5 separate regions of the Mus musculus genome follow, and regions 1, 3, 4 and 5 are each linked to region 2. Evidence: chromatin loops called from intact Hi-C (ENCODE). Cell type or tissue: heart. All regions are shown on one strand. Links, peaks and the distances in the headings refer to the core of each region. The heading gives the core; the rest is flanking DNA. Region 1 overlaps Gm12496 (a long non-coding RNA gene). Region 2 has its middle 37 kb from the start of Fsd1l. Region 3 overlaps Abca1 (ATP-binding cassette, sub-family A (ABC1), member 1). Region 4 overlaps Slc44a1 (solute carrier family 44, member 1). Region 5 overlaps Abca1 (ATP-binding cassette, sub-family A (ABC1), member 1).

What was found. Peaks named below come from ENCODE experiments on the same cell type or tissue, not always from the same donor. Only the 100,000 strongest peaks of a DNase experiment are listed, where the experiment ranks them.
Region 1: it touches region 2 in a loop (18-fold over the local background); 30 of 42 quality-filtered maps call a loop at or near these places.
Region 3: it touches region 2 in a loop (3-fold over the local background); 9 of 42 quality-filtered maps call a loop at or near these places.
Region 4: a loop joins it to region 2, with 5 times the contacts of the local background. A loop is called at or near these places in 7 of 42 quality-filtered maps.
Region 5: a loop joins it to region 2, with 12 times the contacts of the local background. A loop is called at or near these places in 28 of 42 quality-filtered maps.

The regions. Positions count from the first base shown.
Region 1 is chr4:53,378,803-53,385,229 of GRCm38, reverse strand. The region is part of intron 2 of Gm12496 (a long non-coding RNA gene); the gene reads left to right. Among named protein-coding and RNA genes, the nearest start is that of Gm12496, 22 kb to the left of the region's middle. In heart, for the core only: no CTCF peak of the experiment used is centred there; no DNase peak of the experiment used is centred there.
Region 2 is chr4:53,590,879-53,597,305 of GRCm38, reverse strand. It overlaps a transcript of Slc44a1 not described here. Among named protein-coding and RNA genes, the nearest start is that of Fsd1l, 37 kb to the left of the region's middle. In heart, for the core only: a CTCF peak has its summit at 2,872 (motif pointing right); DNase peaks (open chromatin) are centred at 1,545, 2,965, 4,755 and 5,135; H3K27ac peaks cover 519 bases.
Region 3 is chr4:53,027,521-53,033,947 of GRCm38, reverse strand. Abca1 (ATP-binding cassette, sub-family A (ABC1), member 1) reads left to right here. Exons shown (of 50, transcript NM_013454.3): 50 at 1-3,159. The coding sequence ends at 5. Among named protein-coding and RNA genes, the nearest start is that of Nipsnap3b, 19 kb to the right of the region's middle. In heart, for the core only: a CTCF peak has its summit at 3,193 (motif pointing left); no DNase peak of the experiment used is centred there.
Region 4 is chr4:53,541,998-53,548,424 of GRCm38, reverse strand. It overlaps Slc44a1 (solute carrier family 44, member 1), which reads right to left. Exons shown (of 16, transcript NM_001374697.1): 9 at 5,874-6,060; 10 at 4,718-4,883; 11 at 3,728-3,884; 12 at 2,657-2,740. Among named protein-coding and RNA genes, the nearest start is that of Fsd1l, 86 kb to the left of the region's middle. In heart, for the core only: a CTCF peak has its summit at 3,337 (motif pointing left); a DNase peak (open chromatin) is centred at 3,344.
Region 5 is chr4:53,106,801-53,113,227 of GRCm38, reverse strand. Abca1 (ATP-binding cassette, sub-family A (ABC1), member 1) reads left to right here. Exons shown (of 50, transcript NM_013454.3): 6 at 3,943-4,064; 7 at 6,046-6,222. Among named protein-coding and RNA genes, the nearest start is that of Abca1, 50 kb to the left of the region's middle. In heart, for the core only: a CTCF peak has its summit at 2,687 (motif pointing left); DNase peaks (open chromatin) are centred at 1,137 and 4,847.

The DNA of each region.
Region 1 (6,427 bases), core at 932-5,931, 210 kb after region 2:
CCCAATTTAGCTGATCTCCTACAGTCTTCAGTAGCACTTGGACCCCGTCCTTTTGTTTTTCTTGACTGAAGTAGCTGGCACCGTTGAGTTGGCTAGCCATGCCTACGGTTCCCTGTGGAATGACAGTTTCCTGGGTCACTCCTTCCAGGCAGCCACACCCACGCATGCTCACTGAATGCAATTGTGCAAGCCCTGAACTTCTGACCTACATAGCTATTAGCTATGGGGGGGAGGGGGTGTCTTTTCAAGGCATACAGTGCAACAACAGAAAATGGGCACATTCGCGAGTCTTCCTCCTTTATTTCTCTGAAGCAACCAGAGAAAACCCATCGCTCAACTGTGGCTCTAGTGAACTGTGTCCCAGAAAGGAGCACCCATACTGCCCTCTGCTGTTTGCTTTTGATAAGACAGGTACTTGTGAGTGAACCACCTTTTCTGAGATGTGGGCAAGTAGAAGTTGTGGAAATATTGATGCCAACCTGGTATAGGAGTCTCTTTTCTTTGGAAGTAAACAAACATTCAACACAACAGTCCTACGTCCAAAACTCTTAGTGACAGGGAGAAATGAGCACACACAGCAAGGCATATGAGTGACAGGAAAAGGAACAGGGACCACCAGGGAAGATCGCTGATTGGAGACCAGCACCTTCCACTGCCCAGTTTATTTTTCACCCAGGCTTGCTGGGAGCTCAGAAGTATTGTACAGAAACCAGCTCTCTGTTAGCTCTAGGGCCCATGACTGAAGCCTGGAAGCCTGGAAGCTTGGAGAAGGTCCTGGTGAAGAGAAAGCTTGTTTCAGTTTCCATAGAAAATTATCTTCAATACCCCCCCAGTCCCCCCGTCCCCCCCCCTGCCGCGGTGAGCATAGACCCACATGTACCCCACACAAGGCTTAAAGGTTTCTGTGAGCCAGGCAAGCTCAACCGCGTCTTTACAGCCTTGTCTTTCATCTTTACAACTCTGCCTTCCGTCTTTACAGCCCTGCCTTCTGACTTCATAGGCCCAGCACCTCAGAGACTAGCAGGGCCTGAAGAGCTATATTTTGGGGGAATTATTGAGATTATGTTTATTGATCCAGTTTCATGCTGGACCAGGACAACATATGTTCACTTGACAGTTTTTTAATATTCATTCAGAAGTCAAGCAGGAGGGACCAGGCACTTTTGAATGTCCTCCTCATGACAACCTTGTGAGGTAGACCCCAATATTACCTATCACATGACAGAGACTAAGAAACAGGAAATAGTTTGTCTGATTGTAGAATTGGAATTTGAGTCAAACTTACAATTTATAAATGGCTTCCTTTCTTCCTTCCTTCCTTCCTTCCTTCCTTCCTTCCTTCCTTCCTTCCTTCCTTCCTTCCTTCTTCCCTCCCTCCCTCCCTCCCTCCCTCCTTCCCTCGCTCCCTTCCTTTGTTCTTCTTCTCTCTGTCTATGTCTCTCTCTCTGCTGTGCTGGAGATCAGCTCAGGGCTTAGTTTGCTCTATACCAGAGTTCATTGAACAACCCCCTGACCCTTCTTTTATTGAGACAAAACCTCACTGTGTATCCTACAGGATAGGTGTCAGGCTGGAAACCCCAGAGTGTTGGTATGACATGGAGTTCAAAGCTGAAGGTCGACTGCTGGCTTTAAAAGACGAGGGTTTGTTTCCCTTGACCTTCACATTATGGAGGGCAATCTGTTTTACTCAAAGTTCACTGATTTCATTGTTCATCTCACCCAAAAACACCCTCACAGGAACAGCCAGAATATCATTTGCTCAAATGTTTTGGGTCCAGCAAGCTGATACATTAAAAATTAACATTTAATTAAAATTAAAAAATCACAGATGATAAAATTGACTCTGAGTCCTTAAATAATGAGATATCTGGGGCTGGAAAGATGACTCAACATTTATGAGCACTGGCTGCTCTTCTAGAGATTCTGAGTTCAGTTCCCAGTAATCGCACGATGGCTCACGTAATTCTCCGTAACTCCAGTCCCAGGGGATCTGACACCTGCTTTGCTGGGTACCCGACATGCACACGGTGCACAGACAAACATGTAGGCAACACACACATTCACCTAAAAGAACATGAAAAAAAAAAAAAGACTGGGATGCTTCTAGATATTTAAAGAAAGGAAAATTGGCCATTTGTGATGGTGCGTGTCTTTAATCCCAGCACCCAAGGCAGAGGCAGGCAGATCTCTGTGAGTTAGAGGTCAACCTGGTCTACAAAGTGAGTTCAGGACAGCCAGGGCTAGTTACGCTGAGAAACCCTGAAGACACAGGGGAGGGAGGAACTTCAGTGAGTAGACAATTACTGGGTTACATATACAGCTTGGTTAAATACACAACATAGTCCTGCAGGGTAGCCTTTGGGATTGTCTTGTCAGAAATCATTTACTTCACTACTATAAGGAACATCAAGATAACAAGTGATGACATTGGTTCTGTGCTTGAAGCTCGTAGAAGGTACCTACCTCTCCATTGAGAATTAAATAACTCTCAGGCCTTGTGAGTCTCCTAGTTTAGTTGTTCTGCATAGTTTCTCTTACCACCTTGCACCCAGCGCCTCTCCTATGTAATTACAAGAAAGCATTTTGCCATGCTGGACTGGCCTGGGGACATTCTCCACACTCCACTCTGCTCCATCCTTCCTGGGAGGCAAATGACCCAGGCCTCTTTACCCAAGTAGCCAGGGAAAAAAAGGAAGCTCATGCAGGGACATCAGAATAGATGTAGCTGAAAGCATTCTGAAACCTCAGCCCGCCCCGCCCCCACCTTTCATACTCAAAGCATCACTTTGCCTTACAGCGATCTATGTGATATTAAAGCTGACCTGCTCACAGTAGCACCACTTTCTTTGATGGTGGAATAGAATGAGGCATGGTAAAGTACACAGAGAGAGAGCAAAATAGCCTATCTGCCACCCACAGTTCAGCCTCATATAAGAGTGCTCATTTATCTGAGTACCAAGGACCAGTCTGTCCCTTGCAAAACTTTGCGTTCTCCACCACATCTGGCACCAGGCCTGGTGTATCTGGAGCCGAAGAAACTGCAGCTGCATGATTGGCAGGGGTCATTATGGGCTGGAGATTTTGTTAGAAATGGGAGCATACAGTAGAAAACAGTTTGAGACGGCTATTCCAATGTCTTGCTATTTCCCAGGCCATTCTTTGAAACAGCGTCTCCAGGACATGGTACCCTGGAAGAAGCAGCTCTCAAAAGCACACAAAAACCCCTTTATTTAAAAAAAAAAAGTGACCCAGATGGCAGTACCAAATAATAACAATTATGGTGATACATATTTATCACGTATTCTGAGGCCAGACAATGTCTGGGTTTAGATTATAAATTGGCTCATTATCAGGAAAAAGATATTTATTGAAACACAGCAATGATCAATGGGCTCATTACCCTCTTATGGCGGCCAAGAAGTCCTGAGACACAGCCTGTCGCAAAAACGAGGCAGTTATTTGTGCCGGCGCTATCTGGTGCCCAGTTTTTTCCCACAGGGTTGATTTGTTCTGAGAAGAGGAACAGGGACAAGAATCGGACTTCAGGGTCTTGATCTGATCATCTGGAAAATAGAGCTAATTGAGGTGTTCCCCTGGGGGGCTAGCTTTATCAATGTCTCAGCGAGGCAATGGCCTGTTATTTAAATATGAGCCCACATGCCCCTTTCCCTTCTTTTAGCGAATGTTTAGTATACGTGGCAGTGTTTTCATTACAGTGTTCCACGCAGGTGCATGATGGATTTTGGTCGTCTCAACCCCATTACCCACTCTAGCTTTCTCTTGTTCCCATCTATTTTCATTGACTGTTGAGTGTGTGAACCAAAGAATGTTACATCTTAGGGTTACTTACAGGAATGCTTTCCAGTAGTTACAGCACTGAAGAAAACATTTTTTTCTTCCTCAGAGTGCTGTAATTTTCTTTTTTAAATTCTAGCTGTTTTTTTTTTTGTTTTGTTTTGTTTTGGTTTTTGTTACATTACGGCTTTTTAAAGGAAGCGCTTGCCTAGATTCAGCTCACTGCTTCTCTGATTCCTTATTCAGAAATCTTTTTTTAAAAAACTTGTCTGTGACTCTTGAGACATTTTAAATAGTATTTAGCATAGAATACGCAGGAAGACCCAAATACCTGCCAGGCCGCAACTAGCCAAAGAGGAGACCACTATGAACAATGGTTTACACAATAAGCCGCCACTGAAGGGGCTCCAGGAGCACACGTGTAGGGAGGCCTTAGGAGGAACATAGCAGGTGCTTTGGGAGTGACACAAATCTAGGGCTGGAGAGTTACCCCAGCAGTTAAGAGTGTTGGTATTCTTGCAGAGGGTCCAGACCCAGCTCCTAACCCACACTGGGGAGTCTATCCCATAATCAACCACCAAACACAGACACTATTGCATATGCCAGCAAGATTTTGCTGAAGGGACCCTGATATAGCTGTCTCCTGTGAGGCTTTGCCAGTGCCTGGCAAATACAGAAGTGGATGCTCACAGTCATCTAGAGGATGGAACACAGGGCCCCCAATATAGGAGCTAGAGAAAGTACCCAAGAGCTGAAGGGGTTTGCAACCATATAGGAGGAACAACAATACGAACTAATCAGTACCCCCGGAGCTCGTGTCTCTAGCTGCATATGTATCAGAAGATGGCCTAGTCTGCCATCACTGGGAAGAGAGGCCCCTTGGTATTGTAAACTTTATATGCCCCAGTACAGGGGAATGCCAAGGGCCAAGAAGTGGGAGTGGGTGGGTAGGGGAGCAGGGAGGGGGGAGGGTATAGGGGACTTTTGGGATAGCATTTGAAATGTAAATGAAGAAAATATCTAATAAAAATATATTAAAAAAATCAACCTTCCAAAATTCCAATTCCAGGTGATACAACACCATCTTGTAAACTTAACACCATTAGACATGCATGTGACATATTCATAAAATAACTAAATAAATCTTTTAAAAAAAGTATACACGTATAGGAAGTTGAGTAGGGAGCTGTGGACATTTAGGGACCCTTTCCTTCAGAATACCCTGAATGGAGAGCATGAGGGGGTGGGGGTCCTCTGATCATAGATATAATGAGAACATTCATAGTCAACTGGGCACTCCCTGTATCCCTTTAGTATAACCAGCAGTAAACTCTACATGCCCGACATGTTTGAGGCTGGAAAGAAACCAGACAATGATGGCTGAGGACAGATGGACAGGACTGACAGACATACAGTATTCACCATCTTCAACCACAGTACAGATGGTCTCAGCTCACAGATTAGGGCTTGGCACTCACAGACATAACACACAGATGTGGTTAGGAGCCCAAACACACTAAATGGGCTTCAGGGTTTTCTTTTTTATTAATCCTGAAAATGGGAACTTATCACTCAGGATATTACCGCTCATGCTGTAATAATGAATGATTAAAAAACCTTCAATGATAACACGACAAATGCCCTTCACAAGTCTATGGTCCTACTTCATGGTTTCTTTATGCAGCTAACCAGCTACTCGGGGTAGCCCACTGTTGGGGACACTGCCAGTCATCATGGCACAGAGGAAAGGGAGCATGGCTGTATTAGTCATTTTTTTTTCTGTCACAGAATCAGCTTAAATAAGAAAAGGGGTTACTTAAGCCATGTTTTCATAGGTGTTGGTCTAGAGTCATTTGGTACCATTGTTAGGAACCTTAGGACCAGGCATTATGTCAGGGAACATGTGGTTTGGTGTGGTGGTTGGAAAACAAGAGTGCATGCGTGTGGGGAGTGGGGGAGAAGGAGTGGACTGTGAGAGGTAGGCTGGTCCTCATTGAGCTAAAGGCTTTGAAGCCCCAGAGACCCTGAAGAGACAGTAGGAGCTTCACCTGCTCTCTGGCACCAGGCCCCTGTCGTGTAGCCCCCACCCCCGTGGATTTGTGGCCATCAGTCACTAAGGGAATTGACCCCAAGCCCTTCCACGTGTAGATGAGGCATCCCTATCATCTCAGATAAAGACAATAGGAAAAGAGACGTGACCTGTGGTCAGGTAGACTCAAGACAGAGATCTCTATGCTAATGAGGTACCTAGAAGCCCAGAGGGTGTAGCCAATAAGCATTCCTTCCCAGCCATTCCTCTCTGCAAAAGGTATTTAATCCCAGGCCCACCCTGAGAAGTAGGGTGGGTTTATGCATCCACTTTCCATCATGCCAATAAAAGGTTTGGAACCACGGACTATCTCTTTTTATTGAGATTCGCAGTGGGGAGCCATGGAGAAGGCCTTCGCCTATAGAACCAACCATCTAGTCTCCCATAGAAGGCCTCTCTGCACTCCCAGCCATGATCACCACCAGGTCTGCTGCCCTGCTGGGTTGCTGCAGGCCCAGGAACCCCCAAACCAGCTCTGGCTTCCCACTCTCAGACTGTGCTTCCCCCACCTCTTGAGCAGTGTCCTGGTGTTTCTCTACTGCT
Region 2 (6,427 bases), core at 971-5,970:
AGGCATCTGCTTGCTTATTCACAGAACTGTGCTTTCTCCTACATGCCTATGTCATTCCAAACAGATGCTGGCCATACTTTGCTCAGAAACAAATCCATGCCGTTGTCTAGACTACCCTAGTGATAAGCACCCGCCGACTCAAGACACCCAGCCCCCTGGCACTTTGCAGACATCCTTCTTGGAAATAAGAGAAATCGATGTGGAAGAAAGAGATGTGGGAGTCCCAGTGAAAGGAGTGTGTCTTCTTAACTGCCTCATACTCTGCCACCCTATGTCTCTGGGACAAAGGAAACGCTGTGGTTTTGTATTTCATGCCCAGTCGGAGGCCAGTCTTTTGCAAATAACACAAGTTACGAATGTTCTTGACTTGTATTCAATCAACGGTTTCAACTTCCTTTCTCTTCCCGGAGTCTAATATAAAGTAAAGTAGGCCATTTGATCCCTTTCCTCTCTTACACAACCCTGGCTTCCTGCAGAACACCCTGACTCTGGGGCTATGGATGGGGAGCGCTCTACAGACCATGTATTTGTTCTAAATGATGGTAGGCAAAAGAGCCCTCCGGTCAGTGTCTGAATGGCTGAAGGAGGGACCCCTAGGCAGCTACTGCTAGGGGACAGCAATAAGTACAGGGGTAAGGGTCCAGGCAGTGGGCCCAGGTCTCCAGCAACATACTGCCATCCAAGAGGACTTCCAAGAAGGCAGGAATTACTAAACTAATTGTTATTAATAATTAACTCATCTCTGCGTGTAGTACACTTAGACTTCCAAGCAAACAAGAAGCCTTCTGGAACATACAGGGTGTTCAAATGTTCTAAATAGCAGCTTGGGACAGTGGACTTATCCGAAGGCTCTCTTTCCTGATGCCTGTATTTCCTGAGGAAGGTATAATCCTCCTTCTGACCCCATAAAGCTTATTAAACTTTGAACATACCTTAAAATCCTTCAAGGACAGATAAATTGGGGCTTTCTTTATTCCAGGCCTGTTGTTAGCCACACCGCTCTCTGTCTAGCCGCTCCCTCGGACAGGAGTTTCTATTATTATTGTTGTTCAGAATCGGCACTCTCTCCAGGCCGGCATGCTTCCCGCCTCGCGCCTTTATACTAACACTGGAGTTCCGTGCCTGCCTTTTCTTTTGTGTCTTGTAGTCTTTTGTTTCCTGGCTCTATTTTCATCGCCAGGTTCACTGCCAAAATGCGTTCAGTCACACTCTGCCAATATGTTGGCATTTGCAAGAAATTTGGGGGTCGATAACTTGAACAGAAGAGGTGCTATGATGGGGTGTTACTCAAAATGTGATCTCTTTAAGTCAAAGATTAACTTTGAACTAGCTCTGTCACTAATGTAGTGTAGTCTGTACATTAGCTCATGTAGGCTTAGCTAATGAGCAGGAAGCCACCCTGTTAGGCAATATCTGCCAATAAAAAGGTCACGCTTGGGAAGGAGAAGCAGAGAGACCCTCTCCCGATTTGGGGCTGGGCCAGTCAGACATAAGCTGCTTATCTGTGTAGACGGAACAGCCTGGCCCATAGGGCAGGAAACCCTAGCTTTGGGGAATTACACTAGAGCCATGGCCCAGGTTGGGTAAATACTGACAGTCTGGAGTCCTCTTGGGTGTGTAGTGGGGCTGGTTAATGACTGTCAGACTCCATTCCAGAAAGACCTTCAAACGTTTACAGAGAGACTGGGACAGAGCATCTGCCCTAGAGGAGCGTTATTACTTAATCCATCTGTTCTAAAAGTACGCCTATCAGGACAGCGGTGGGGGGGGGGCAGGGGGAGCAGCATGAACTATGTGATAGTAACACTGTTGCAGGCCCCAGTGTGCGCTGACTGGCCTTCTGAAGACTCATTGTATCAAGGGAGGGGAGAAGAAGGGAGACCTGATAGCCAAGCTCAGCTAGCTTCTCACACTTGGCATTTCATCACCCTTCCGCACTGAATCCTCAGAGCATCACTGGATCCCTGGTGCCCGATAAAGAGGGGAGTGACTTGCCCAAGTGACAGGGTTGGCCGGATCCAAGTTCAAGTTTGTTAGATTCCTATGATGCTGCTGCCCAGCCATGACAAGGGAAAGATACATAAGATATTGCTGAAGACCATGCAGGATGGGAAGGAGGAGAGAAAATGGAACAGCTTGTTCATCCTCCTGAAAGGAGGTCTTGATTGTATACATGGAGCAAGTCACCCTGTTGTGCAAACATGCCTCTCACCAATTAGTATTTAAACATACAAACAACAAACAATACATCTAATTACCCCAAAGCAAGAGACTTGCTAAATGGACTGGTAATTTTCATGTTGAATCTATGTGAAATTCTCAACAACCAAGTATCAAATACAATCTTACCCAGTTCAGCTGGATTCAGCTGCTGTCATGAAGGATGACCTGTTGCCACCACCACACACATTTCCACCCCTAAAAATTCAAAGGACTCCTTTTTGTTTTTCCTTATCTCATTTGGAATCTTTAATAAGAAATAAAGATTGACTTGATATTTCCCTAAAACAAAGTCTGGGAATGAATCCTTTGGTTAAAAAGTTGAGTGCATTTTTTTTAGTGGAAAACCAAAGGTTGGTAATATTCCCAAGGAGCACAGAAAGAATAGGAATAGCTAATGTAAAAAACAAAACAACAAACAAACAAACAACAACAACCCCCACCCCCTACAAAACCAGGGAAGGTAATTGAATGAACTAGCCGAGCCTAAGGCAATAGAAGGATACCACCCAAGTATGAACGAATTGAGGCCATTCCCAAGCTAGTAAATAGTGAAAGCAGATCTGAATTCTAGCTTTCTCAGATACACGGGGACAGTTGAGTTGCAATTTGGTTGGCTGAATTTGTCCATTTATCCCTCTCTACCAGCAGGTGTCACCAGACAAAAGCACATTTGCAAAAGGATGGCCTGAAAACCCAGCTCTGGCTGCAATTCCAGCCTCATTCTAAGGTCACATTGAGTGTGGAGGCTTCAGCTGAACAGCCAGCATGGATGCCCAGAGTTCTCAAAGTTTACTGTGCGTGCACACCTCTGGTGTGCCTGCAGCAGAGGCCGTTAAAATGTAGATTCTTGTGCCTCTAGTTGCAGAGGTTCTGACTCAGCAGGTCTAGAGGGGGCCTCAGCAATTTCCATTATATGCATCACCTTTATGCTCCCTGCATTCCCTGTTATGGTGTGGGCTTATAAGTACTGATTTGCTCCTTGTATATACTGAACATTGTTGTCTTGTAGTCTCAACTCATGAGTCAGTTGGGCTACCAGGGGACTTGTTTGTTCTTTTATCCATTCACCAAGCATCTGTTGAGCCCTTACCAGTTGCCAGTTCCTATGGGGCACTTCTACAAAGTCATGAAGCTCATCCTGTGAATTTAGACTTCATCAAGGGATCATTCATTAGATCCAATAAAGACTCAGCTTTTCTCAAATCTACCCATCAAAGAGCCTGGTCTCCACCAAGGAAAGAAAAAGACCCCTTTTCCACAAAGAATATTCATGTATTTACAGAAATTGCTGCCAAAAATGGTCTTAATGGCTAGTTTACTGGACATAAAAGTAACAGTGTAGTTGGGAATGGATCTTATTACTATGGCTTTAAACACAGATTAAAAGAAATATACCCATTAGTATCTGAAAATCAAAATGTTGCTGTGTTTTACTGCCACATTAACATGATAAATCCAAGTTAAATAACAACTCTGATAGTCTAAAATGAGCTGGGGTGAGCTGGGGAGATGCTTGTTGCATAAGTATGGGGTTCTGAGTTGAACCCCCAGAACCACAGGGGGCGATGGCTTAGACTATGGAGGTGGGAACATAACCAAATTATCCCTTTTGTCCTCAACTCGCTTTTGGTCATGGTGTTTCATCATAGCAATGGTAAACCTAAATAAGACACAACCGGAAGTGGGAGAGACCGAGTCAGAGAGAAGGGTGTGGTTGTCGGTGCACTGGGAGGCAGATCTGCCTATGATCACTAGGAATCTCTGGCCTGTCTGATCCTAGGTTCAGTTGATCAGTTCCAGGCCAGTGAGAGTCTGTCTCAAAACACAGATGGAAAGCATTCTGAGGTATCACATCTGAAGTTGACTTCTGGCACATCCACATCCACAGACTGGGGGGAGGGGGGAGGGAGAGGGGAAGGGAGAGGGAGAGGGAGAGGGAGAGGGAGGTAAGTTACATTGCTACAAATGAAATACAAACAAAAATTCCATGGGAAATTTAAAGTTTCCATTCTGTGGCTATCCAGGGAGGATGACAGAGAGCACAGAGTAAGAGACTTTAATGAAAGGCATGCATCTGAATGCCACCCATGGGCAGAAACCACTGCTCAGTGAACGAACTCAGCATGCCCTGAGTCCACCTTCATTTTTTTCTTCTTCTTATTATTTTATTTCTTTATAATCCAGCCATTGTCCCCTTCTGGTCTCCCCTCCCACAGTTCCTCTTCCTATTCTTCCTACCCCCTGTCTCCAAGAAGGTGCTCTCTACATTTTAACATTTTCCTGACCATTAGAAAATGTCTTACACTAGAATGGAGTTTGTGGTCCCTGAAGCGACCTTACACTATGCGTTCAATACTGTAATGTCCCAGCTGCAGCCAGTGTCACCAGCTTCTGCAGCTCTCTCCAGAGCCTGGGCCTTCACTTCCTCCCCAGAATTAAGTCAGTCTCGGGCCTGCTTCAGTTCTGAGTTTTCCTCACATCCTGTTTGATAAATGGGAAATGCCTGAGTATCCGACAGGAAAGCCTTCTGCCCCTCGAGACCGAGCACAGCGCCTAAGTTAGGACATGGTGTCAACTGTGCAAAACAAAACAAAAGAGAAAAGGGATCAGTTCTCCTGGAGCCAGCCCAAAGTCAGCAAGGCCAGATCTGGGGAACTCTTCGAAGATGCTCCATCTTCCAGTACTGTCGTTGTCAGTGTCTGGGTGTCACGTAGGCTTGGGAGATTACAGCCATTACAGTTGTCCCTCTGGTAGCCAAAAACCAAAAAACAACAACAACTGCAACAAAACAAAACAAAAACAAACAAACAAAAAACCAGGAAATCAAGACAGGAAGCAGCTATGTCAGGTGGGCAGAACTGGGAATATCGTAATACCGCAGCTTGCATCTCACTAGTCAGAGGGCCACTGCAAGCCTCTGGGAACTATGATAAGGTGTTGCACTTGGCCCATCGACGTGGCATCTGGGTTCTATCCATGAGGAAGGCCGGTATCATCCACACTGGGTAAGACAATTAGCAGTCACTACAGCAGCCGGATAGAAACGCATGACTAACATGTTAATTGGCAGATGGAACAGAAATATGTCTTTGTAATCACTAGGCTCTTTCAGGGGTCTGGGATGAGATTATAGAAACGGCTTATTTTCCTACATCATCCCATGAGATATGAATAACTAGCCTGTCTCTTTTTCAAGCAGATATCTTTTCCAGGCGTTCTCTGAAAGTGTTCCATTTGTTTATGTTCAGGTACAGGCTGACCTACAAAAAGTAATGCAGACTCATCTCCCTCCTCCTGCTGTCTGCCGTGCTGATAATAGAGCCGAAGAATCGCCCAAGCTCGAACACCCACCATCAGCTCACACAGAGTGCGCCTTGAATTCAGATGCGTAATGGGAAGGCATAGGGAGTGCTGGGGACGCACAACCGAGAGTCCCTACTCTGTGATAGGAACTCCGCCATTTTCTTAATAAGACTGATGCCATTCAGAAGGTCCCCAGGGCACACCCGCCTCATTTGTCCATTGTGACCTGGCTTTATGGGCCCATGGAAGCAAATGCATTATCACCATTAAACTCCAGGCTTGTCAGATTTAGTCCACTGCACCTGTGCTCTGTTATTGAATGAACTATATAATCAGCATTCATACTGCTAAGTCACCTTAATATTAAGTTATATTTGGGAGATGGGTGAGCGCTGGGTTCATCCACAATGGAAACTCCCCAAATAATAGTTGGTTTCCATAGACAGAGGTCAGCAGACCGCAGTTGACATTGTAAGCCAGCACCCAGGTGCCTCACTTTCACACTGCTTCATCTTGTATGCAGTCTAGTTTCAAGGTTATGTCACTACCCAGGAAGGCTGTAGGCCTTCTAGCCACCATATTTGAATCCCAACCGTCTGGAAAGCAGAAGTCAATGGCTCTTGAAAGGCATTTCCTAGCAGTCACTTGTCACTGATACAGTTCCACTAGAACTGAGTCACAGGGTCACAATTTACGTACAGATCAGGCTTGTATGGGGTGACTGTAGTGGTTTTTGTTTTGTTTTGTTTAAGAAGTCAGGTGATCATTACCCTCAAAGACTGAGGAAAAGGATACTGGGAGCAAGGTCATCTTGGCAACTCCAATTCCTTATCCACATTAGTAGAATAAATATTTAACTCTTCAAGGCCAAGGCCAAGAGTTCATGCTTCTTGTGCATGCC
Region 3 (6,427 bases), core at 907-5,906, 560 kb after region 2:
TATGAAGAATCCCGTTCACACAGGGTGAATGAAAGGAAGGAAGAGCGAGGTCTTCCTTTGCACTGTGTCAAGTGTTCTAGAAGAAAGCGTCCTGCGTTTCTGTGGAGAAGAACAAACTGGATACTGTACTGACACTATTCAATGCAATGCACTTCAATGCAACGAGAACACAATTCCATTACAGGGGCAGTGCCTTTGTAGCCTATGTCTTGTATGGCTCTCTAGTGAAAATGACTTGAAGTTAGTTCATTACCTTATACAGATGTGAAACTCTGGTGTGGAACCAAGCAGACTCTGGGTTTGGATTCATACTTTTTTTGTTCCTGTGTATTCTCACTAGGATTGCAACAACAGTCTATCAAATAGTCATGGCCAGTGATAATCAAAGTCAAAGGCACACACATCCTCGTCCATTAAGCCATTAAGCCATGCTGAACCACAAAACAGGTTTCCCGGTGACACATCCATTGCTGGCAATGAGTGTGCCAGAGTTACTAGTGCCAAGTTGCTCAGAAAGTCTGAAGCACTGAGTGTGTCACAAACACTTTTGTGAAAACCGCCCTACTGTCGGTTGACATCATTAAATATCAGGTGACAAAAACGGTGCCACATGTGACTAAATCCCCATTTTCCTTCTCTCTTTGATGAGCTGCTGTTGTGGCTGTCTTGTACAAAATGTGCATCTCTCTAACCCAGGTACTTGGTTCTCTTGTTCAGTGTTGCCCATGCCCCTGTCATGGCTTGCCATAGCATCTTTCTGAGACTTTTTCAAATACATTAGATCCTCCTAAGCAGCAAAGATTAGCAGCCAAACTGCTGGGGCTGCAAGCGGCTCAGTTCAGGGTGTGGCATGAAAGATCCAGTGCATTTACACGTGGCAGGTCTGGGTTGGTTTGTGCTGACTGTCTCCTAACACAAGATGGGTACACTACACCTTGAGATCCTTCATTATTTAACAGAAATCTAGTTCTTTCTAACTGTTTGAATTAACCTAGAAAATGAAAGGGTGGCATTTCATTTTGACAAAAATGTTTGCATTGTTAGTATTATTTGGAATTTTAAGTTTTATCAATGCTTCTGGAAGCTTAGAACTGTACACGTGTGATGTCAGTCACATAGAGGAATGTGCCCGGACTGCCTCATGCCTTTATTTTCCTTGGTAAATTTGAAGATAGAATGTCTGACTAGCGCAGTGACCAGAAAACAATGTGGTAGTCAACATCTCAGGCCATATTTTAAGATCCTGTAGAGCACTATTCATTTCAGGTTGCAGATGGAGTATTTTTGAAACATCATTACTATGTAGATGCTTGGATAGGAGTGAGGGGGAGCTAGCAGATTTCCTGTGCCATTTATTCAGCTGATTGATGTACAGATGTAGGTTTATTTTGTAAAATCCACTGAAAGAATATGGCCACACCCTTGCCTACTTGATAGCATCAATACAGAAGCCAAGAAGGACCACTAAGTAACCCCCTCTTCCCAGGGAGAGCAGCTAGCTTGAAATCTCTCGGATACAATCGATGCGTCTGACCTTTGGGATCCTCACCATATGGGCAAACAATGGGCTTTGCAGGATGAGAGACACCCACTTAAACCTCTGACGATCTCGAATGGTTCATCTCTTCCGTCATTAACCAGTCATGGAAAACAATCAACAAACTCTGCCACGTGAAATATTTTTTCAGACTTTTCTAACCCAAGCTTAATTTGTTTTCATCTGCAAGCAACGTGGAAAAAAATAGTTATTTCACCAGTGCTCAATGTCATCCGTCTTCATACAAAACAAAAATATGAGTAAGTTCCTGTATTGGGCAAAGTTCAAGTGAGCTTTTGCTATCCTTATTTAACTTCTTCTAAAAATTTGGAAGAATAAGATTTCAGATCTATTTCAAATTATGTTTATATAATGTTATGTAATTCATTGCTTGAAAGGAAAAATGACAAGTTTGATACTAATGTCAACATAGGTTTCTAAAATGATAAGGAAAGTGTGTTTCCAGTAGTTATTGGCATACCATTCATTTTAGATATCAAAGATACCGAAATCAAAGAAGCATGTCTTTATTTTTCAAAAACAAACTTCCGTTGGCTTTCTCAGTCCATTATCACCATGTACAGCCCTTAGAAAAATCCTTGTTTTAATTACTCAGATTTTTGAGGCCACAAAACAACAACAAAAGTAAGGCACCATTTTTGAAAACAAAATCAATTGAGTGTAGATTTAAAATCTTTTCTGAAGCTAGAGACAATCTGTAGCTATTATGTTACCTTTTACACTATCTGAAGAGCAATCTTCAACTTTCCTGTTTAAACGTAATTATTTTAGAAAGTTAAAAATCAATCCTATCTTCAAATAAGAATTTCTTAGATTCCCTATGGAGATGTGCATTGTGAGTTGAGAAATTCTCAAGTGCAAACACTTCTGGTTTACTTTAAAAAAAAATAGTGGAAAACTTACTAACTGTGAATATGAGAAAGACAAAAGAAAGTGAGTCCTCTCGCTAGATATACCTAGCATAATTCATTATGAAACAAACAAACCTCAAACTACTGTATTTTGGTGTCTGTACCGCAAGCATATGCCTCATGACTATAAATGTTACATACATCATTTGCTCTCTGTATAGTAGGCATTGACTTAAAGGGATTGTTTGTTGTCTTCTCATGGTTGTATATATCAGGTAAAATTGTTCCAAAGAGCCATGTGTTATGTAATGGGGAACCACTTTGATACTGAATTACTAATTTGTACTTTCATTACTATTTGCTGGTAATAGTGTAACGCCACAGTAATACTGTTCTGATTCAAAACTGTTGCATCCCTTTTTGTAGAACATTTATATTTCCATAAGGATTCGGTATGTTCTTTTCCCTCCTGCCCTAGGATGAAGCTGGTTTTGTGCTTTTTCTTTATCATTGGCCCTCATTCCAAGCACTTTATGCTGTCTGTAATGGATCTATTTTTGCACTGGAATATCTGAGATTTGCAAAACTAGACAAAAGTTTCAGAGCAGATTTCTAAGTTAAATCGTTTTCATTAAAAGAAAAAAAAACTGAAAAAAATTGTATTGTGAATAACTTTATATGACGTGTTTTTTTAAAAGCTTGTTTCTATGTTATGAGTCACAAAATAAAGCTGTGACAGTCCTGCTGGTCTACACAAAGTTCCTTTTGTGCATCCGTAGCACCACCTGCTGTTTAAGTGTTATAAGGCCAGAGAGGAAGCTGCTCTCATCGCTGGTGCAAGTGTCAGGGAAAGTTCAAATGTTCTGAAGAATGGACTCGGGGTGCTACTTCAAAATGAAAGAAGCTTGTGTCCTTTCTGATGCCTTTGACATTTATAGTGACTGAGTAGCCACTATAAATGAGGGGTCAGAAGCTTTATAGATGGAGTACTGGTTGCTAATCACTAAGCTGAAGAGGAGGCAGTATAAGTAGGCTTCCGTAATGAGGACAGAGCTAGCTTTGTGGAAGCTACAGAAAGGTAACTTTGGGTGCTTAGTCAACCAAAGCTACAAGGACACAGCATCATATGCATCGCTGGGGGCGAGGGCAATGGTCACCAGGCCCAAGGAGTAGACATTTGGGAAAAAGATATGATGGGGGAGGCACTGGGGTTCGTTTCCACCTTTCTCTGCTTCCAGAATTCAGTGCTAGGCTAAGTAGTGTACACACAAGCAGGGCTCTGTTGAGACAGTGAAGATGTGTATGGCTTATCAGCCTCAGAGAAAAAAATACATACTGAACCTTGTAACTCAAAAAGCCCCAGTTGGTCCTGGGTCTATAGTGACTGCTTCAGAATGGCTGGGACAATGTGCAGTAAGTGGTCCTTATCCAGGGCACAGGTCAGAACTTTGTATGCAGGTTCTTGGCTTTTGAGTAGGCCTAGAAGCCTATCTGCTACACAACTGTATCTTCTAGAGTTCTATAAGACTTTAATGAAATAATGCAACCATGCCTGTGAAAATTCATAATTGAGAGTAAAAAAAAAAAGTATCATAAAAGGTTAGTTAACCCAGATGAAAATACAAGTTACCCACAAATCTTGACCAAAATATTGATTAAAGCCCTCTCTAACGCTCCAGATTAGAAACCCACTCTGGGCCATATGGATAGTGCTATAGCATGTATTAAGTTTCAAAAAACAGGGGAGAAAATTAGCAACTATTTTCAACTTGCCAGATACTGGTAACCTACCCTATGCAGGGGGAGTCAAGACATTTTACACGTTGAATAAATGATACCTCAGAGAAATTTGCCTCAAGATACAAAGCTAATTAAACAACAAATGGTGCTTCCTTTGAAGTTAGGTGTCAGTTAAACTTGTCCTTGGTAAATGCACTAAGCATTGTTATGTATTAATTTGGCAAATATTTACTGAGCTTTGAATGCCGGCCATCCATCCTGATTCAGGGGATGTTATATCGAATGAAATCAAATTTATCTTTAATGATGCATTGGTGAAGGGCAAATGACAGTGGACAAGCTTTGAAGAACAGAAAACACTGTGGGTGATGAGTTAACAGTGGGGAGGAGTCAGAAACAGCCTGTCTGAGGAGAGACACTTAAGCTCAGTTCTGAACAAAATGAGCAGGGGCGGCAGTGGATGGTGGGCTTCGAGAACACACCTTAAACATGGAGTATAAAAAACACAATTGGGAAAATGCTTGGCTGCCAAGGAAGAAGAATCCAATCTCTCTTGGTCAGGGAGTGGGGGATGGAATCAGGATCTTGCTGCCTCGTTGAGTTGTCTTTCATTGTTAGGATAGTGAAGAACCTGGAGGTTTTCCACAGAGTAACGGGCATGGCGAGCATGGTGGGCGTGGCCTGATCTAATCCCTGTTTCAGAGAATGTGGTCTTTGATGGGAAGAAAGGGCAGTAGAAGAGGGTGAGGGGACAGTGAAGAGGTCAGGGAGGAAGGATGTCAGTCAGAATCTAATTCAGAGCCAGTAGCATTTGCTCACAGGCCATAGGTAGGGGTCCAGGAAAAGAAAAATAAAAAATGGCTTCTAGTTTGTGAACTAGACAGAGATGCCTATGTTGAAGCATGTGGCAGTTGGTATTCAGTCGAGAGCTCAGGGGCAATGATGGAAAGTAAAAATGGTCACGTTAACAGCACAACACACACACACTACACACACACACACACACCCCAACACAGTTGTTTTGATTTTTTAAGTCATGGGACTGGATGAGCTTACTTACCTGAAGAGAATGAACGTTTTAGCCTGAGATTTAGAAGTTACCAAAGGAAACTGGGAGGGAATGGGCAGTAGGAAGGAGAAGAGGCACAAACGTGTCAAACACTAGAATGTGCTCCTGGGAGACAGAATGCTACTTAGGTCTGAAAACTGCCAAGTGAGCAAGGTCACTGTGTGAATGACCATTGGACTTCATAAGACGGTGGTTCCTGGAGAGGCTCTTACAGTCAGTGGACTGACAGGACAAATGAGAGGTAAGGAGGAGGAATAGTGAATGTCATTGACTCTCCAGGCCACTGTGCTCTGAAGGCAACAGACAGAGCTAGATTGCTTGCTTGTAGATACCAGTTGGGATTCTCCTTTTCCTTTCTGGCTGTTTTTAATCCTTTAGCCATGTATACTGCCAGGAGCCTTTTTTTCCACCAGACTCCCTTACCACACTTGGTCTCACTTCTTCCCTTACCTCAGGGTCTTGGGCCAATTAGTTGAAACTAAAGAAATCAAACCCCATATTCCTGGAACAACTTGCTTCTTTTTACGAAGATGAGTTGAGAGAGACCTTTCCAAGTAACAGAGTTTATGAAGAAAGTCTCTCTAATGAGTCTTTGGCTTCTTTGAACACGTTACAGGTTCATACTCCTTTAATGACTGAAAGTACTACAACTTCAGTTTCCACAGTAGTTAAGTGTCCAGGCTTTACTCAGTAGATTAGCAATTGATGCTGGGAATAAAGTCCAGCCTGTGAGTCTGCAAACACCAATTTTCTTATCTTTTGGAAGTTATTTAGTGGAGGACAGATTAGACTCAATAGGTCGTATATCTGTTTCTCTTCCTAGAAATACAATTGCTGTGTTTTTATAGTCTAGAAAGTCATCTCAGAGCCAATAGGCAAAGGTTGTTCTTGATCACACTCAAGGTGAGAATGTTTCCTTTGTCCTTCACTGTGTCTCTCATAGATCCTTTGCAAAGAGGTGACAAGGAACCTTCAATAATTCATTGATAATAGAGGACAAGATGAAGTATGAAGCAATGATGTGCTATTTTTAATGCGAAAATGATTGTATTCATCTATATTCTGTTGTCAAAATAGGGTGGAAAGAGAAGGGAAGAGAGGGAGAGGGAGAGAGATTAATTTAGCTCACAACTTTTCAACTTTGGAGGTTGAAAATTGAAGAACAGGTGGTGTTCATGGAAGATGGCATCATGGTGCTAGCATGTGCAA
Region 4 (6,427 bases), core at 552-5,551, 48 kb after region 2:
TACTACTACTTGAATGCATCTCCTGAAAACTCAGCTATCGTGTCTACAAATGAAGAGCCAAATTGGACAACTCCTATATGAGAATCGCTAACATCACACAATTACAAGTGAGCTACTGACATAGGATATGGTTATGTTTGAATCTGGAAGGTCCCACACTGGCTCATGTTTTGGAGGCTTGCCCCCTAGCTGGAGGTTCTGTTTTAGAGGCTGTGGAACCTTCAATAAGCAAGGCTGGAAAAAGTAGGTTGAGCCTCTGAAGGTCACTGCTCAGTCCCTGCTTCTGGCCCTGTGCTCTGCCTCCTGGCCTGCTGTGGTAAAAGCGTCCACCATGGACTCCTGCCATAAACTCTACCATGATGACCGAACCATGAGCCAAATTCCTCTTCTTAAGCTGTTTCTGTCAGGCATCTGTAGTACTTTATTTGAAATGACGTAACCATACTGAAGATGTTAGGTATGGTAGAAACACTGTTGATCTCACTTGTCATTGACTACTTGGCATGACGTGTAGGGTTCCCCCTCCTCTTCACTACAGCTACACGGCTTCAATGGAGTTGACTCTCACTTGGTTGGCCCTTTAGAACCTACATAATACTGGCATAACTAATAATTCAGTCTAAAGGCACCTGAAGACCACCTGTGCCTGTGAATCAGACACTCTGCTACCTTCTGAGAAGACAAAGCAAATAAGATTTCTGCCTTTAAGCTGTCAGTCTACAGCTTAAGATAAAGAAGTGACAGACAGTTTCAACTCCTTAATGTTCTTCCTGAGGCAAGCCCTGAAGCTCAGCAGAGGGCTGGGCCATTGCAAGAAGGGTTACCAAGGATGGGTTTCTGGCACAGGGCGGGGAACGGAGCCCAGAGATGCAATCTAAGCCTGACATCCTGAGGATGTGCTACTTACGCAAGGAGACCATTTAAGGACAATGACTTTTAGTCGGTCTATCAAATGTTCCCAGTTAAAATTTTAAAGAAACTTTCCGGTTGTTCTGGGTATTATTAATATTTCTAAATGAGCTTCCAAACACTTGTTCATTCACAGATAATAATATGACCTGTAAAAGCATGTTGAATATATTCTTATTAAATATAATGAAGCATTATATCCACTTGCTCATATTAGCCACAGAGCTCGCTCAATAAAGCAAATGCAGGCATGCCCGATACCAGTGACACAGAACATCCACCTTATGGATAATATACAGTGAAGGCGGAGCACAGGGCTATGGGTAAGTGGAGGGAAAGTCGATCACTTAGAGGTGAATGGTAAGAAAGTCAATTTCGCTTTGGCTTGTTGAATGAGGGCATCAATACATTAAAATTGATTGTTAGGGAATGAGAAAGTAAACAAAAACTAGATGACAAGAATGGCTGGCAAGATGCACAGGGACAAATACGGTAGCTATGCAGGACACACACAAACACATACACACACACATACACATACATAGACACACATGCACACACATACACACACACACACACTAAACAAGATGGTCAAGGGACAAACAAGCTAGTTATGGAGGACACATACACACATACACAACACATACACACACATACCACACACACTAAAAAAGATGCTCAGGGGCAAACATGCTAGCTATGGAGCGCACTCGCGCGCGCGCACACACACACACACACACACACACACACACACACACGCACGCACAACAAAAAAAGTAAATGAGGACAAGATAGCTCTACAGCCAAGTTCTGCTTGTTTAGATATAGAAACACAGAGGGAGGCCTAACCTGTGTCCCTAAGTGTCAACTCCTTCAGTCAGCCTTCAAAGTGCTGCTTCCTAGGGCTGGGACAACGGCTCAGTCGGTAAAGTGCTTGCCGTGCATGAGGACTGAGTCTTAAAGTCATGTAAAATCTGAGCACTGGGGCATGCACCTGTAATCCCAGAACTGAGGAGACAGGAGACTCCCCAAAGTGTGACGGCCAGCAAGGCTAACCACATCAGCAGGCTCCAGGTTCAGAGAGCCCCTGACTCAAAAAACAGGTGGTCAATGATAGAGGAAGGTATCAGACCTTGGGGCTCTGAACATGTGGATGCAAACAGAGATATGCACACATAGACCTCGGGGCTCCACACATGTGGATGCACACAGAGACATGCACACATAGACCTCAGGGCTCCACACATGTGGATGCACACAGAAACAGAAAAGAAACAACACTTCCTCTGATAATATTCCTCAGGCCAATATTGGAGAGATCTCACGGTTTGATTAAAACAAAACAACAAGAAACAAGCTATCTCTACCAAGAGCAGCAACTGTGCAGAAGAGTCAAGGTCTAAAAAGGACCCAGAGCAGATTTCCACTAAAATAAAGCTTTCAAACAGTACTTACATAATGCAAGAACAAAAAAAAGATGTGAATTAAGAAAAAAGGGACTTTTGAAGAAAGATGAACCCAATGATGTGTTTATCCATGTATCAAAACTGAGATTAACATAATAACGTCAGTGAGCAAATACACTAGTTTAAAAACAGGAACAAAATTTGAGTATACTCAGTCAAAAAACAATGTATAATGCCAGAAGAAAAACACAGATTTTTTTCAATTAAGTTCAATTAATTTATCTTGGAAGAAGGAATGGCACCTGTCTATTTGAAAGTGGGTCACTCGTAGTGTGTGTTACCTGGTTTAAGTAGCTCAGGCACTTTTCAAGACACCAAAGGCAGCAAATGCAGGATTTCAGCATGCATCGTGCACAAGCGTTTTCCTGAGAGAGGAAAAGGCAAAAATAATTAACAAACACAGAAGCAAAAATCTAATCATCATGAAAACAACTTCAAATTCGAGAAACATAAAAATTTTAAAATCACAATGTAAGTTAAGGCCTCCATACCTACGTCTTCCCCAATTATTTTCAAATCACTTCAAAGCAACATTTATATACTAACGACTACATATATGATAGAGGAAGACACAGGACCAGCAAGACAAAATAAATGTCAAACACCCAAAGGTTGGAGTCAGAGTATGGTTGGTGACACCGTGTTGTGAGGGTGGGGAACAGGAAGAGAACATTCTTGGACCAGGTTCCAGGGAAAGGTAGATTGTGAGCACAGCCATGCTGAAAATCACAAATTATTTCCAAAGTCAGTAGGGGATTCATATATGTTAGACAGCAACCCTTTATGAGAGATACGGGTTAGGTGGATTTCTTGACTCTTCAGGCTCATTTTTGTTGCCTGTTCTTTCTGTTTAACAAAGAAAAAATCCTTTCCCAGATCAATGTCAAAGGCCACTTCCCCTGCTTCTGCTCAGAGGTTAGAGACTTACTGTTAGACTCACTGCCCTCTGCTGTCTCCTACTGGGGACACTTGGCTAACAGAGCTGACCTGGATATGAGGGTATGAATATTCTTAGCACAGAGATATGATAAGTGCTGTGAAGCTAGGAGGCTTGGTTATTCCACACTTATGCATGTATCAGAACATGCCACACCCACATCATATATAGTTATTATGGGTTCTTAAGAAAAAGGGTAGAGAAGTGCTTCTGTTTCAATAAACTTGGTGACTCGTGGTTAGACAGATGATTGTTCAGGGCATGTGGAATGTGTACATGGGAGACATGGAGGAAGAACTGGATCCCACTTTGTTCAGACTCTGAAGAAAACATCTAGAAGTTTATCCTACTATGTGCAGAATTGAGGTCTGGTGTATGCGCCCCAAGAGAGCCTGGCTAAACACACTGCTCTCACCTTCCCTTTGAGCTGACTGTGGATATACATGAGGACCATCCTGGGGATTTTGACGAGGGTGATAATGAAGGATCCTTTTGCCACAGTACCGAGGTGGTAACGAATAAGGCGATTCACTGATGCCAGAATAGGTGTGAAAGGCAAATTCCGTTTATCCCTGTTTTAAAAATGATCAAGAAGATAATTAAAACAAAATCTAGAACAGGAAGGAAATACAGATATATATGGTCTGAAATCTACTGTAGTGTAAAAAAAAATCACAGCAATATTATCTAGCTTTAGGACAAACTGACAAAGTAACCAAAACTGTGGTAAAAATGTTACAAAATCAGCTTCACTTCTCTACAACACCAACAGAGCAGTTCTTATGCTCTGTGACTTTAGATCAAACTGGTTTTGAAAGTTCTTATTAGTGACTATTTAAGGAATAAACTGTATCATCAGAAAATGGAATTTTAAGAAACAGTCTATAGCTGGCCAGGTGCGATGGTAGCTCAGACAGAGGCAAGCGAGCCTCTGTGAGTTTGAGGCTAGCCTAGTGTAGGACAGCCAGCTGTCTCCAAAACAAAACCAACAAAATCTCTACAGCCAGCAGCTCAGAACAGACTACTGAATAGATTATTCCTTTAGGTCTCAGTCCTGAAGGTAGCAAAAGGGGTCTCACGACAGTTCTTCTGAGAGAAACAAATGAAGCTTGCCTTTTAATGGTCTCTTAACCTGATACTCAACCAAGTTTACTTCTTTATAGGTCCTTAGGTCCCACCATGGTCTGCTAAGCTGGTTTGGAGGCAATTACAGCCAAGTGTGAGAGGAGGAATATCCACTCCACAAAGTTACCAACCATACATTTGTCACATCCTTTCCAACTCCCTTTTTTAAAAAACAAAACAAAACAGAAAAGAGACGGTTGTTGCCTTAGCCCCACTATCTTTGCCTGTAGCCATGGCTAACTCAATGAACTAGGGTTTTCTTGTAGGTAAAAAGTCTCACCTAGTAAAGTAGTATGTTACCACAGCTCCTGCCACAGTCATCTGCTGACAGGCGAGAATGAACTCACTGATCCAAATCAGGCCAACCACGTGGTACCACCACATGTACTGCAAAGGCCCGGAGATTTTGTACTCCACGAAGCCTTGCTCATTCTGAACAGCACTGCCTGGGAAGATGTCAAGGAAGCAAAGAAGCATCACACATCACATATAGCAGAAACTAAGACCCGTGGCTACGGACTGTGAACAAGCAGTAGGGTTTCCTGCGACACACAACACTCAATATGCTGGCTCTTAGTGCGGTTTCACTATGGGACGCAATTGTTATAACTTTAAACAGTTGCAAAACTAAACATCACACAATTACACATTTGGTTTCTTCTAAGGCATCGTCAAAGGTGTTTAAACTAATCTATTTAGATATAGTTCTAATTCCATTATCAGTTATTTGGGCCTGAATGTTGTTTGTTTCTCCCTCCTTCCTTCACCCCTCTCCTCCCCTCCCCTTCCTTCCTTCCTTCCTTCCTTCCCAGGGTTTTATTTACCCAGTAATTATAGATGTAAACTATTCTCTAAGCATAGAAATAACTGTCCTATTCCTTTACTGAGTATGAGCTGACTGGACAGAGATGCTTCACACAAGGTCACCGTCATTACCCTCACCTCTCACAGTTAACACCCATATCTTAATATTTGGTCCTGTGCTCCACTATCAGGAACTCAATAGTAGTCCAGGATGACTCTGGACTGTGAAGCAAGGCACAATGGCTATGAATTTATTAATTCATTTCAAAATGGATCCAAATATCCGAGTAAATAGAGAATCCACTTCAAATCCATGACCCTCTCAAAATTAAGATGTTTTAGGGCTTAGCTGGTCTAGATCCAAATTGCTAAGATCTGCTAAAAGTCATGAAGTGAGCATGAGTTATTGATGCCCCCTCTTGTTAAGATTTGATGGCTACTAGATCTCTGTCAACAAATTTATGAAGAATTCTATCTCTCTGGGGGGGGGGTGTATTGTACTAGGGACCAACAGGCTCTCACCCATGGATGCAAGCATTCTATACTGAGCTACACCCCTAACCTCTTTGATGACTTAAAATGTACGGGTACAAATTAGATTCATGAACGGGGGAAGAAACTGCATTTCTTACCAGTAGTGCCAAGGAAGAGAAGTGTCATTATCCAGTATGCCCAAAATAAGACGAGAGCAAAAAACGTCCAGAAGGGCTGGAAGACTAACAGAGGCAAGTGTATGAAGACCTTGCCAGCCACGTGGAACAAGGCGATGGTGAGAGCCACACGCTTGCGCATAACCAGCATGATCAGGAAGAGAATGACCTGAGGAGGGGAAGAGAGGAGAGCATCGAGTCTGTAAGTGGTGAAAACCCAAACCGCACAATGGTGCACAACTCTAATGGAACTTCCTCAGTCTATGAAGACCTTCCCTCTGCCCACTAATTACCAGTCAAACTGTCAGTCAGGACAAGACTCTTTCAATTGCACAGCATGCCTATCAGTCTGAGCAATGTTGGGAGAGCTATATGCTACCACCTCAAAGCAAGGGAAGTGCTCCTTTGTATTTCATCTCCTTTGTTGACTGAAGCTCCTAAGGTCGGACCTGTGGCAGAATAACCATTGGCTACTCACAATCTCCACCCCGTTCCTCTAGAAGCTAGCATAGAGAACTCTAGTTAAAGAAGCACGG
Region 5 (6,427 bases), core at 517-5,516, 480 kb after region 2:
CCATCCATCCATCCATCATTCATCCATCTAGCCATCCATCCATCCATCCATCCACCTACCCAGCCATCTGTCCAGCCAGCCAGCTATCCATCCATCTATCCATCCATCCATCCATCCATCCATCCATCCATCCATCCATCCAGTGGCTTCACCCAAGATTACTAGCTGTATCAGTCATCTGGCTTGGTTCATTCTTTGCACTCTCCTACACAGCTAGCTGCATACAGAAGACAGAAACCAGCAAGGACAAAGCCATTGTGGTCTGTCTTCATATCACTTCTTTTTTCTTTCCCCCCTTTCCTCTCCTATACCTCAAATCTGTGATAACCAAGAAAATCCCTAGAGGGAAGATCTGTGTTCTTATTTTTTCCTGCACATTGCTCTATAGTGCAGTAAGACTGCCATTTTAGTGACAATTAATATATTACCATTTAATAAACATTTGTCCCTAGCCAGTTGCTAATTGCTCAAGTGTATGAATACGTCTCTTATCCCCAGGACTTTAAGGTATAGTGGCATCTTATGGCCACACAGCTAATTTATAGCAAGAAACAGCATTACATTTTGGGCTTTATGGTCCTAAACTTCTTTTTGCCTGCATAGTTTTGTTTTGAGGCTTGGACTTCCTGTGTAAGCACGGGTGTGGAACTTACTCCGTAGCCCAGGCTGGCCTCTAATTTGCAGTTTACTGCCTCTGCCTCCTGACTACTGACATTACAGATATGCACCACCACATCAAACTTGGTTAGATTTTTTTTTCTTTTTTTAATTCTCAAGACCCAATTCTTGTCCTTCACAGTTCTGGTTCATTGTGCTGGGGGGTGTGGCCTGGGCTTTGGGATTTTTTAAAATTCCCAAGTGGGCCTAGCAGCCTCCAAGGTTAAGAGCCATCATACCACACACCTTTGTCTTCCTGTGTGTGTATGTACTGCAGCTGTCAGCGGTGATAGGACAGCAGCAGATAATGTGTGCATATCCACGTGACCAGACTGCAAGTTGTTTGTAGCCAAGGCTCTATGGCCTTCCTGCATCATCCCCACCCAGCATCTGCCACATTATGTTCATGCACTGCCAAGGGCTGTTGGCTGTTTAACCAGCTTCTTTGGTTTCTGTGTCTCATCCAGAGGATAGGCAGTTGGTGTTTGATCACATCCAGCTGTTTATCTGCAGCGTCTGTTGACATAACGGAAGCATCATATAAACATGCTAAGTACATTTGCTGGTCTCCAGAGTGTTGCTGGGTGACCTAGGTCCTTTCAGAGTGCAGTCTGGGTCAAACCTCCCACACTTCTGCTGCCCTGAAGGAAGGAGCTGTTCTGAAGTTCCTACGTAGGATGCTGTGTACTGCTGTGGCTTTGCTCAGGAGGAATTTGTGTTCAACTGGCTGATCTGAGTGTTAGGTCATAGATTTATTCTGTTCTATCAAGGTTCACAGAGCTCTCTTTTGATCCTCATTTTTATAGGTAAGGCCATGGAAGTTTAAGTAGGTCAAATAAACTTAGAAATACATGGATACAGAGCCCAGAATTTGGTTTCCCAGTATGAGGTGTGTGTGTGTGTGTGTGTGTGTGTGTGTAGAGCATTGCTCATATTGAAAAAAGTGCTCTATTGAATGATCTATTCTCCACCTCTTCTTTTGAGATTTATGTACATACACAAACTTAAGTATTGTGTGTTTGTGTGTGTGTGTATACATACACACATACATAACTAATTTATAAGCATGCCTGCCTTTTCACCTCAAGCTTTGGCTGAAGCCTCTCTGCCTGTCTTCCTTCCTTCTCCTTACCCCCCACCATGGGGATGCTGGGATGTTCTAGATGTTGTTGTCTTTGAAAAGACACTTGTGGTCAGGGTTCTTATTTCCTCCTGGGCTATAGCCTAGAGATTTGATGCTCTTGCCCTCCTTGGTCTCTTCCTGGACCCACTAATCTCAAAGATCCTTCTGAAGTCTTTCTGGTCACCTCATCTAGCATTCAGTCAGGTGTCATTGCTGGAGCAGTAATTTTGTACCAGGCTTTGTTCCAGGTATTTGGAACACTAAGATAAAAGACCTATTCTGCATTTTTATAAGTTAGAGTTGAATGCAGGCTATACTTAAGTAAAATAACATTTCATAATATATGGCTTCCAGACCCGCTGTATTGGAAATGTGGAGGCTGCTTATTAAAATGGAGATTTGTGGGTGGTCTACCTTAGAACCCCTGGTTGTAATCTGAAGGAATAGACACCCAGAAACTAGTTTTTGTGTGCCTCTTAAGTGAATCTTAGGTGTTCTGTGGGTATGGCAACTCAAAGAATTGAGTTCAGTGGTAGCAGTGTGGGGTCTTGTACGATGGAAACACCAGGCAGATGACAGATGGCTGAGTGCTGATTTCAAGGAGGGACATTGACAGGCCTCAGATCAGCTGTGGCATAGTATGAGGAACCCTAGGATAAAACTATAGATGAGTTGAGGAGAATCACTGTTTTATCAGCTCCGTTCAAAATTACTGAAGTTTGCTCCATGCTGAAGATGCCTGGGTCATTTGTATCTATTAAGAATCTGCTTGGACTGTTTGTCTCTACGAAGGGAGACCCTTTTAGATCCCAAGAGAAACGGTTTCATCAGTGCACACTGCAGTCTTGTTTTCAGATGGAACCCCTCTTCGGGTAATTGATTTGAGTTTGTAAAGTTTGCCCTCTAGTGGTCAGCCACTTGGTCCCAGATGAGCTTGGTTTTGTTTTTGTTTTGGGGGGGTGGTGGTGTTGGTTTGTTTTAATTTCAAAAAAGAATTCGGGTTATTAGAAGTTTAAAGGGGTAAGGAAGAAGAAAGATGAAATAGTCAATAAAATAAGGCAGGAAAATGGTTGGTGTTTCAGGCAGGCACCACTCAGCATCTGCTCAGAATCCTCTTGCTTTACAGATGATGGGGCCCAAGGCTCAGAAAGGTGCTAAAGAAATGAAATTCAAGTGGTACTATCATACCTAGCCTCCAGCCAGAGACTGACGTTCTGAATTCTTGGCCAGTGCTCTTTTCTATTTCATGCCACTGGAGTGAAGCCTTTTTTCGATGTACTCGGAGAGCTTATTGTTTAATGGGAGTTGGTACTTGGAGAGCTTATTGTTTAATGGGAGTCGGAATGAAAGCCTTTAGCAGTCACTGCATTTAGTAAAGCAAAGGGTGGGATTTCAAACATACGTTTACATATTTTTCTCAGTGTTTGGAGGAACTGGACTTTATAGTTCTGAAATCCCAGGTTTTGTTCTGAAACCAAGAAGAGACCATGTCTATTTAAACACCTCGATATGCTCACAGGACTCCCCTGTGATTCTTGGAAGTGTGGTCCCAGGCAGGCAACATCAGCACCACCTGGGAGCTTGTTAGACATGCAGCTGCTGCAGCCAGAGCTGGCAGAAGCAGATGCTCTGAGACTGCTGTCCAGCCGGCTAGCTGAGGCAACCCATCAAGCGATTCTGGTTCACAGAAATGTTAGCGAGCCATTGCCTGCTGATCTGGGAGATTAGCCCCTGTGGCTTGTGGAAATAAGGCACTCAGTATTTTCAGTGCTAGCTACGTGAGGCGGCACTGAGGAGTCAGGAGCAGCAGGGCTCATGTCACAAACCTCAGGTAGGATGGATGAGATCATTTAAAAGGGTTGGTTTTTCAATTGGCAACAAGGAAAGACCATGTGTGTAACAACACCACTGTGCTGTTGGACTGTGGGAGCCCACACTGAGTGTGGCTCAACATGTCATCAGAAAGCAATCTTTTCATGTCTCTGCCAGCGAGACGGAGCTCCTGAAACTCACTTCTCGGTGTATGTAAGCCAGAAGCCTGTGGTCACCCATCCGTTTAAAATGAAGCAATCAATATTCTATTCTCCACCTTCCCCATAGCGGTTGAGTCTTTTTTTTTTTTTTTGAGTTATTAACTGTAAACAAACACAATTTTCCAATAGATTTGAAGCTCCAGGATTTTCTGGTGGACAATGAAACATTCTCTGGATTCCTGCAGCACAATTTGTCCCTTCCAAGATCTACTGTGGACAGCCTGCTGCAGGCGAATGTTGGTCTCCAGAAGGTAAGCTACTACCTTCAGCTAAATCAGTGGGGCCTCACTATTACCCTGTTGGGGGCCCTGGAAAGAAAGAAAGAAAAACCCTGGCCTTTGAAAAAGCTGTGAAGGAAATGGTCAGGCTTCAGAAGTTTAGTTTCATCTCATTTGACTCGTGACTCTGGTTGTCACAGACGAACCCTACAGTGAGTGGGGTGTGTCACCCAGCATCAGGGCCAGTATGCTGAAAGGAAGTTGATTTCTGTGTCTGTCCTTTGGCATTGTAATGACTCCCCCCTAAAGGGGTTATATTTTCTGTTAAGGTGAATTAAGAAGCTTTTTTTTTTTTTAAATGTTGTTCTGAAATAAGAGCCAGAGACGTAGATTCTTAAACTGGAATCTATCACAAAAGATTAAATGAAGCACTTACTGCTTTTTAAAGACAGGGAAGCTGCATAAAGAGACTTCTGATCAACTTTTAAGTGTATGTAATATTAGTGTTTACATAGGCTTTGCATCTTAGGGTCCTAGAGAACTTCTTCGCCATCATTTATTTTTGTACCACTCCTGGGCAGAGTGCATGGCTATATGTTGTTCCCCCGAAAGCTTTTTCTTCACTTTATTCTCTGGCAGAAAGGAGAATTGACCCCATGTACAGCCTTTCGGCTCTATACTGGCTTGACTTTACAGTAAGCAGAAGTCATGGGCGGGGCTGATGATTGAAGAGGGCTTTGCTTCACATGGCTGAAAATTTTCCAAGTTAGAAAAAAGAAAATGTGCTTACTGCATGCTCTTATGAAACTGGGAAAATATGTCTTGTGTTTACCAATTGTGTGGCTGGGAGGTGGGCCAGAGGCAGCAGACTTTCGAAATCATTTCATTTAGCATAATTTCCATTGCCCCCTGCCAATTTCATATCTGTTGCATGCCATCAGTTTAAACTAAGAGGCATCCAGGGAAGGTCTTTGCATGGTAATTTGAGTTTCAGTGTCTTAGGGGTTCTTCACCACAGCATGGTGACAAGGACTTATGGCAGGAGCAAGCTTGGAGTGTACTTGAGTATCTGGCAGTCAGTGACAGGCGAGTGGACGACATGGTGGCGCAGATTCCCTTCACTGTTTGCGAAACTGCATGGGAGTTGAGAGGCTTTGGTTTCGCCCCTTGCGATGCTCTACAGGTTTCTGTGACCAGAATGGACTGCGTTCAGTTAAGCTGATAGAGGGGTTGGTAATATTGTAATAAGCCATCCATTCAACAAATACTGTTCTAGGGTTATAGACACAGGTACGAGCCTTGTAAACCAAGGCAGCCCCATATTATTGCAGAGGTCTCTCTCTGCTGGACAGTGAGACTCAGGTATGAAAAAGCACTACTTATTTAAACCTAGGAAGGGTAGCTAGGTAGGAGCGTATGGCCAAAGAGAGTTTCCTGGGGTTTGCTATGAAGAACAGGTGAGGATGACGTAGAAGTACTTTACAGTTGAGTTGATAGAGGCCCACTTTTCCGTATTCTTCTTGGGGGCAAGTAAAACAAAACACTCACAATTGTGATGTTCCTTAAACATAGCTTTATGCATTTGTCAAGTATCTAAACCTACAGATTCACGGTATAATTGTTTCCATGAGGCAGCCTAATTTCAGCGTCCAATATCAATACATTTCTGGAAGAGTTAGCATAACCTTCCTCTCATAGTTCCAGGGGTTTAGACTCTGGGTTTCCATTAGCTGAGTCATGTGTTCCAGTCGCGTTGAGAAAAAGACTTGCCTTAAGGATTTCCCGGTGCTATTGGGACAAGAGAGTGGGATGCATTGAGTCAGCATGCAGTGTTGGAACATGGCTGACTGTGTCCGATTCATCCCAAGGTTCTTTCCTCCATGGGTGACTGCAGTAGTGCTTTGCTTCAGCTCTTCCAAGATGTACTGAGGTTACACTCCCCCCAAAGTGTCTGGGAGCCAGCCTTCCATCCTGATAATTTTTTCACAGCTCTGTTTACATCCAACCCTTCCAGGTATTTTTGCAAGGCTACCAATTACATTTGGCCAGTCTGTGTAACGGATCAAAATTAGAAGAAATTATTCAGCTTGGTGATGCGGAAGTTTCTGCCCTCTGTGGTCTACCGAGGAAGAAGCTCGATGCAGCCGAGAGAGTACTGCGCTACAACATGGACATCCTGAAGCCAGTTGTGGTGAGTGCTGAAGGTTTGAGAATGAGAAATCTTTTCCTGGACTGCACATCTTGTTTTTGTAGAAACTTGGGCCTGGCTGGAACTTGGTGATATAATTTAGCCCAGTCATACTCTGGGTGTTCTTTCAAATTTCAGTCCATTTCCCAAGGGTGACTTGGAGAAGAATGTTCTGGGTGTGGCAGAGTCCAGGCTCAAGGTCTCTGGT